2 separate regions of the Homo sapiens genome follow, and region 2 is linked to region 1. Evidence: read pairs that join two places in POLR2A ChIA-PET (ENCODE). Cell type or tissue: GM12878. All regions are shown on one strand. Each heading gives the region's core, and the rest is flanking DNA. Links, peaks and the distances in the headings are about the cores only. Region 1 overlaps ENAH (ENAH actin regulator). Region 2 has its middle 13 kb from the start of LBR.

Region 1 (2,908 bases), core at 96-2,595:
GGCCCTAATCCAATATGAATGGTGCCCTTATAAGAAGATTAGGACAGACACACACAGAGGGAAGATCACTGTGGACAGAGAAGGAGAGCCATCTGCAAGCCAAGAAAGAGGCTTCAGAAGGAACCAACCCTGCCAACACCTTGACCTTCTAGCCTTCAGAATTGTGAGGAAAGTACTGTTTAAGCCACTGGGTCTGTGGTATTTTGTCATGGCAGCCCTAGCAAACTACTACAACACTCTTACCTAAAAATACTGAACATCTTAAAAACCTAAACCTCACATTCCCCTTTTATTATTATTTTTTAATGTTCCTTTTGGATAGATTATGCTTAAAATACCAAAATGGAATTTTTCACAAATACTTTTAATGTTATATTAGACCATTAAAAAAAATACACCTGAATGTGACCTATTAGAATTACCATATTTTGGCCAGGTGCAGTGGCTCATGCCTGTAATCCCAGCACTTTGGAAGGCCGAGGCAGGTGGATCATCTGAGTTCAGGAGTTCGAGACCAGCCTGGCCAACACAGCAAAACCCCATTTCTACTAAAAATATAAAAATTAGCCATGCGTGGTGGCAGGCACCTGTAATCCCAGCTACTCGGGAGGCTGAGGCAGAATTGCTTGAACCCAGGAGGCAGAGGTTGCAGTGAGCTGAGAACGCACCACTGCACTCCAGCCTGGGCAACACAGAGCAAGACTCCATCTCAAAAAAAAAAAAAAAGGAATTACCATATTTTAACATATTAGTTGATAAGCACTCGTACAATCTAGTTAAGCTATAATGTAGTCCATTCAAAATAAGTCAACTTTTGGCCAGATGCAGCGGTTCACGCCTATAATTCTAACACTTTGGGAGGCCAAGGCAGGCAGATCAGTTGAGGCCAGGAGACCAGCCTTAGTCAACATGGCAAAACCTCATCTCTACTAAAAATGCAGAAACTAGCTGGACGTGGTGGAGTGCACCTGTAGTCCCAGCTACTTGAGAGGCTGAGGTAGGAGAATCCCTTGAACCCAGGAGGCAGGGATTGCAGTGAGCCAACATAACACCACTACACTCCATCCTGGACGACAGTGCAAGACTCTGTCTCAAAAAAAAAAAAAAAAAAAAAAAAAAATTATTTTCAATAAACTTAACCAATCACAAAACTAGCCCTTCTCACACAAATCCAATAAAATAACTACGTACAGCCCAAGGTCCTGAATAATGCAGCTGAGAGTGCCAGGCACACAGACCTGTGAAGGCCTCACCACAATAGCTCACCTTTTCCTCGGCAGAGTGGAGCAGAGTGTTTCTTACAAGTCCAACACTAAATAATAAATAATTTATAAATGCAGAGACTACAAACAAACAGAAGAGGACACTACAGCAGACTCTAGATCAGGAGTGTGCAATCTTTTGGCTTCCCTGGGCCACACTGGAAGAAGTGACTTGGGCCACACGTAAAATACACTAACAACAACGACAGCTGATGAGCTTAAAAAAAACAAATCGCAAAACAAAAATCTCATGTTTTAAGAAAGTTTACGAATTTGTGTTGAGCCACATTCAAAGCCATCCTGGGCCACATGTGGCCCACAGGCCATGGGTTGGACAAGCTTGCTCTAGATATAAGCACAATTTTGAAAGCCGAAAAGCAGATGGATTAGAGGTAACTGACTTAGTAGGCTGAAGAAAACAGAAACTGTCTAGCAGAATTACTGAGGGAATGTACCAAGAATAAAGCCTAGAAAAGTTCAGGAATCCAGAGCAGGGTGGGGGGCAAAAAAAAAAAAAAAAAACACCTGGTTGAAATTCTAGATACGGAGCCATTCATCGAAATCCCAGATATCATAACCCAAACAATGCCATCAGACACTCAGCCCATTACTCTGGGAAGTTTACACAGGAGAGACTGTAAACAAAGGCATTCTGAGGGAGGTATGATGGGGATTAAATGCAAGCCTAAATACTGAATGATAACTTACCACCCACCCACCACCCTCCTTTTCCCCAATTCACCACAGAATTCTGGCAGTCAAGCTTAGACAGGAAAACAAAACAGCCTAAAAAAGAGAGACCTGGAGACACTGACAGCTGAGGGTCCCCACGGAAAGCCAGATTCACCAGTTCATCCCTCAGAGAGGAAGACCATGTCACAGGCCCATACCATGGAAAGACTTCCCAACTTGCTTTAAAAATAAAAACTTTTTTAAAAGCCTCAGGCTTAAGTCTGAACAGATAGGCAAGGAACATCAAACATTTAAGAAAACCTTTAATTTGAAAGATAGGAATCAAAACAGAGCAAGGGAAAAAAAGAAACAACGCAAGGAACAGAATCATAATATCCTCAAAGGGTCGAAAAAAAGATACGCATCCGTGAAATAAGAATGATTAAAAGAAACATTCATAAAACAAAAGAAAAGCTTTTCAAATTAAAGACAGCAGAAACTTTAAATCCAATAAAGGAGTTGGAATATAAAAAACAGAAAAAAAAAAAAAAAAAAGACAAAATCAGACAGCAAAGAGTAGATAAAAGAATTCAGAAGACCCAAAAACCCCCTAACAAGGAGTTCTCCCTTTTCAGAGTCCATTACCAAAGAAACAACTTTCTAAGCATTGAAGGGCATGTTTCTAAAATAAAAAGATCCATCAAGGGCACAGCACAACAGACTTTTTTTTTTTTTTAAACAAAGACTCACATTAAGAAATATCATTATAAAATTTCAGAACACCAGGAATAAGAGAAGATCCTAAAGGTTTCCAGAAAGAAAAAAACAGCTTTCTTATAAGGGTCTTGGAGGCCAGGCACCGTGGCTCACGCCTGTAATCTGAGCACTTTGGAAGGCAGAGGCGGGCAGATTACCTGAGGTCAGGAGCTCGAGACCAGCCTCATCAACATGGCGAAACCCCGTCTCTACTAACA
Region 2 (2,908 bases), core at 92-2,591, 170 kb before region 1:
GAACATGCAAACAAATGAAGAACTCTTCCGATTTCCTAGGGAAAATACGGTTTGAGGATGGCTTAAACATAAAATATTAACAGGAGTTAATTAACATAGAAGCAAGCTGTTACCTCAAGTTGCTTTCATCTCAGCATAATTCAAGGTGGAAGAGAACTGAGCTTCAGAGTCTTCTCTTCCATGGATTGTCCTTTGCAAAGCAAGAAAACATTTTTCCAATGGTGAATGTGTTAGTAAATGCCAGTGAAGCTATAATTAAGTGATCTGGGTTTCCAAGGAGGAAAGTGAAGTTTCAAACCATGTTTACTGTACACAGTTTTTCAGGGCAAGTACTTTGGACACATAAGACACATAAGCTTTTTTTTTTTTTTTTTTAGGGGTCTTGCTGTGTTACTCAGGCTGGAGTGCAGTGGCAATCATAGCTCACTGCAGCCTTGAACTCCTGGGCTCAGGGGATGCTCCTGCCTCAGCCTCCGGAGTAGCTGGGACTGCATTTTTAAAAAGTATAATGCTACATCTACCAGGAAAATAACTCAGGTGGAGGATGGCTTTTTTCCAATGAGAGTCCATGATTGAAAGAGTTAGAGGAATCCTAACTAGCAGAACTGAGTAACAGAAAGCACATGGACTTTGGAGTCAGAAACACCTGCCTTTGAATCCTGGCTTCTGCGCCTGCACTTGAGATCTTAGGCAAGGTACTTACATTTTATTTTCAGACTGTTTCCTTATCTGTAAAATGAGAAAACTAATAATACCTGCCTTTCACAGAGCTATTGTGGGGCTTAAATTTAACAATAAGCAATCAATAAATAGTTCTGATTCATTGCTTTAACCATTCATTCATTCAGCAAATATGTGTCAAACTCTGACAGTGGAAGAAATTTAAAACAAATTCCAGGACTGCCTGGGATTTTTATGTCTATCAAATGGGATTCAGGTTAGTGAGGGAGAGTGAAGAAATGAAGTGCACTGTTCTTGAGGAATTATTTAAAAGGCTTTTCCAAGAGGATCTACGTGGCTGTAGGACATTTAGATGCCTGGAAAGGCCAGTAAGCCAGCTGGGTGTTGCTCAGAACACGGCCTCCCACAGCAGGAGACAATTTCCCAGTTCTCTGAATTAGTACTTTGGCTGGAAAATCAGCACACTATGCCTGATCCCTGGAGCAATGGACTGAGTATATAGTTATAGCTAGATGAGTTCTTTGACATCCCTAAATTGGAAAAATGTCTTTCCTAGAGTTTGGAAATAGCTCAAAACCAAAACCACCATTTTCCCTAAATCTATTTGTAGTGCTTGAGCCACACGTTATTGTAAAATACAAGGGACCAGTTGGCAGGAAGTCTCTTAGACTACTTGAACATGCTCTTTGCCCCTCCATGTACACACCCTGGCCTCCTCTCCGTCCCAGCTTTTAAATACAGTTAGCAGTAAGAACTCCCTGAATTCACACCAGGGCCTTTAAGACCTCACCCACAGGTCAGTAACAACTAAGGATGGATCTGAGGCTATGGGAACAAAGTGCTCACCTCAGATGGCGAGGGGGTGGGAGATGGGTGCATCTACGTTCAGCAATTGGACTTATGGCTCCTGAGGATCACATTGCCACCCACGCCCATGTTGAAATCAACTTGCTTTGTCAGGCCATTGGCTCAGGCATGTTTCATGACAATTTCATTCCCTCTTGGTAAGACCTGGGTCATTTTTGAATGTTTGCAAACGTTAGAAACTCTGAATACCATGGATTAATAATTGATGACGCCCCTGAGCTCCCTCTACTGGCTCTGCCTCAGCCAGCTACAGCAGGGGGTATTTCTGTTTATATTTCTTTCAAGAAAAGAGTAATTTATAATCCACAAGCAGGGATGATAAGGCAAAGACATAAAAAATGGAGGATTTTTTTAAGTAGTTGGAAGTTGGTGGACACTCCCGGGCAGGCTTTACACTTCCAAGGCAGAAGTCTGAGTTGCGTGTCCTGCTCTTGGCCTGGGCAGATGGTGCACAGCTCAGGAACCCTTCTAGAATGTCATTACTGTGTGCAGATAAAACTGAAAGCAAAGGGGCTGGAACCCTTTCCGTTTGTTCTGCACCTGAAGGAGTTCAGAGAGAATAAAACAATATCTGGGCCATTTTTTTTTTCTGTTTCAAGTCTCTAAACAGAAAGAACAACAACAACAAAAAAAAAAACTGATTTGTACGGGAATCACTCCAGGCATGACAGGATCAGGAGGTACTTTATCCTGAGGTTCCTCTGAGCCATTAATTGCCATGCTGAAGGTGAAGAAACTGAAAGAATGGTTGAATGACCTGCTCCGGTTGACACAGGGAATGAGTGCCTTCTCCTCTGCAGAAGGAGGAACACCCTCCACCATGATGCTCTCCAAAACACCTGCACAGAGCACCCTGCTGGATGCCAGAGCCCTGTGAGGGCTTCCTGGTGCAGGTGAGGCCCGGCACAGCCAGCAGAAGGACTTATCCTGGCTAACAAAGACTTGTGTTACATGTCCCCCTTCAAAACTGGTGCCACATGTCTGTGTGACCTACCTGCTGGCCTCTCACTGCTAACTGAAGACAGGCACTATTTCCCCACCATAGTGGTCTTTTTGTCCTTCTCATGATTTATTGGATGCATAAAACAAACACATGAGCTGGCTCACACCTGTAATTCCAGGACTTTGGGAGGCCGAGACGGGCAGATCACGAGGTCAGGAGTTCAAGACCCATCTGGCCAACATAGTAAAACCCCATCTCTACTAAAAATACAAAAAATTAGCTGGGCATGGTAGCAGGCACCTGTAATCCCAGCTACTCAGGAGGCTGAGGCAGGAGAATCCTGTGAACCCGGGAGGCAGATGTTGCAGTGAGCTGAGATCACGCCACTGCACTCCAGCCTGGGCAACAGAGCAAGAC

What was found. ChIA-PET counts read pairs that join two places held together with the same protein. Peaks named below come from ENCODE experiments on the same cell type or tissue, not always from the same donor. Only the 100,000 strongest peaks of a DNase experiment are listed, where the experiment ranks them.
Region 2: POLR2A ChIA-PET joins it to region 1 with 7 read pairs; 2 of 35 experiments call an interaction of 5 or more read pairs at or near these places.

Annotation. Positions count from the first base shown.
Region 1 is chr1:225,605,750-225,608,657 of GRCh38, forward strand. The region is part of intron 1 of ENAH (ENAH actin regulator); the gene reads right to left. Among named protein-coding and RNA genes, the nearest start is that of ENAH, 46 kb to the right of the region's middle. In GM12878, for the core only: no CTCF peak of the experiment used is centred there; no DNase peak of the experiment used is centred there.
Region 2 is chr1:225,439,935-225,442,842 of GRCh38, forward strand. No RefSeq gene overlaps it. Among named protein-coding and RNA genes, the nearest start is that of LBR, 13 kb to the left of the region's middle. In GM12878, for the core only: a CTCF peak has its summit at 1,770 (motif pointing left); no DNase peak of the experiment used is centred there; H3K4me3 peaks cover 447 bases; H3K27ac peaks cover 618 bases.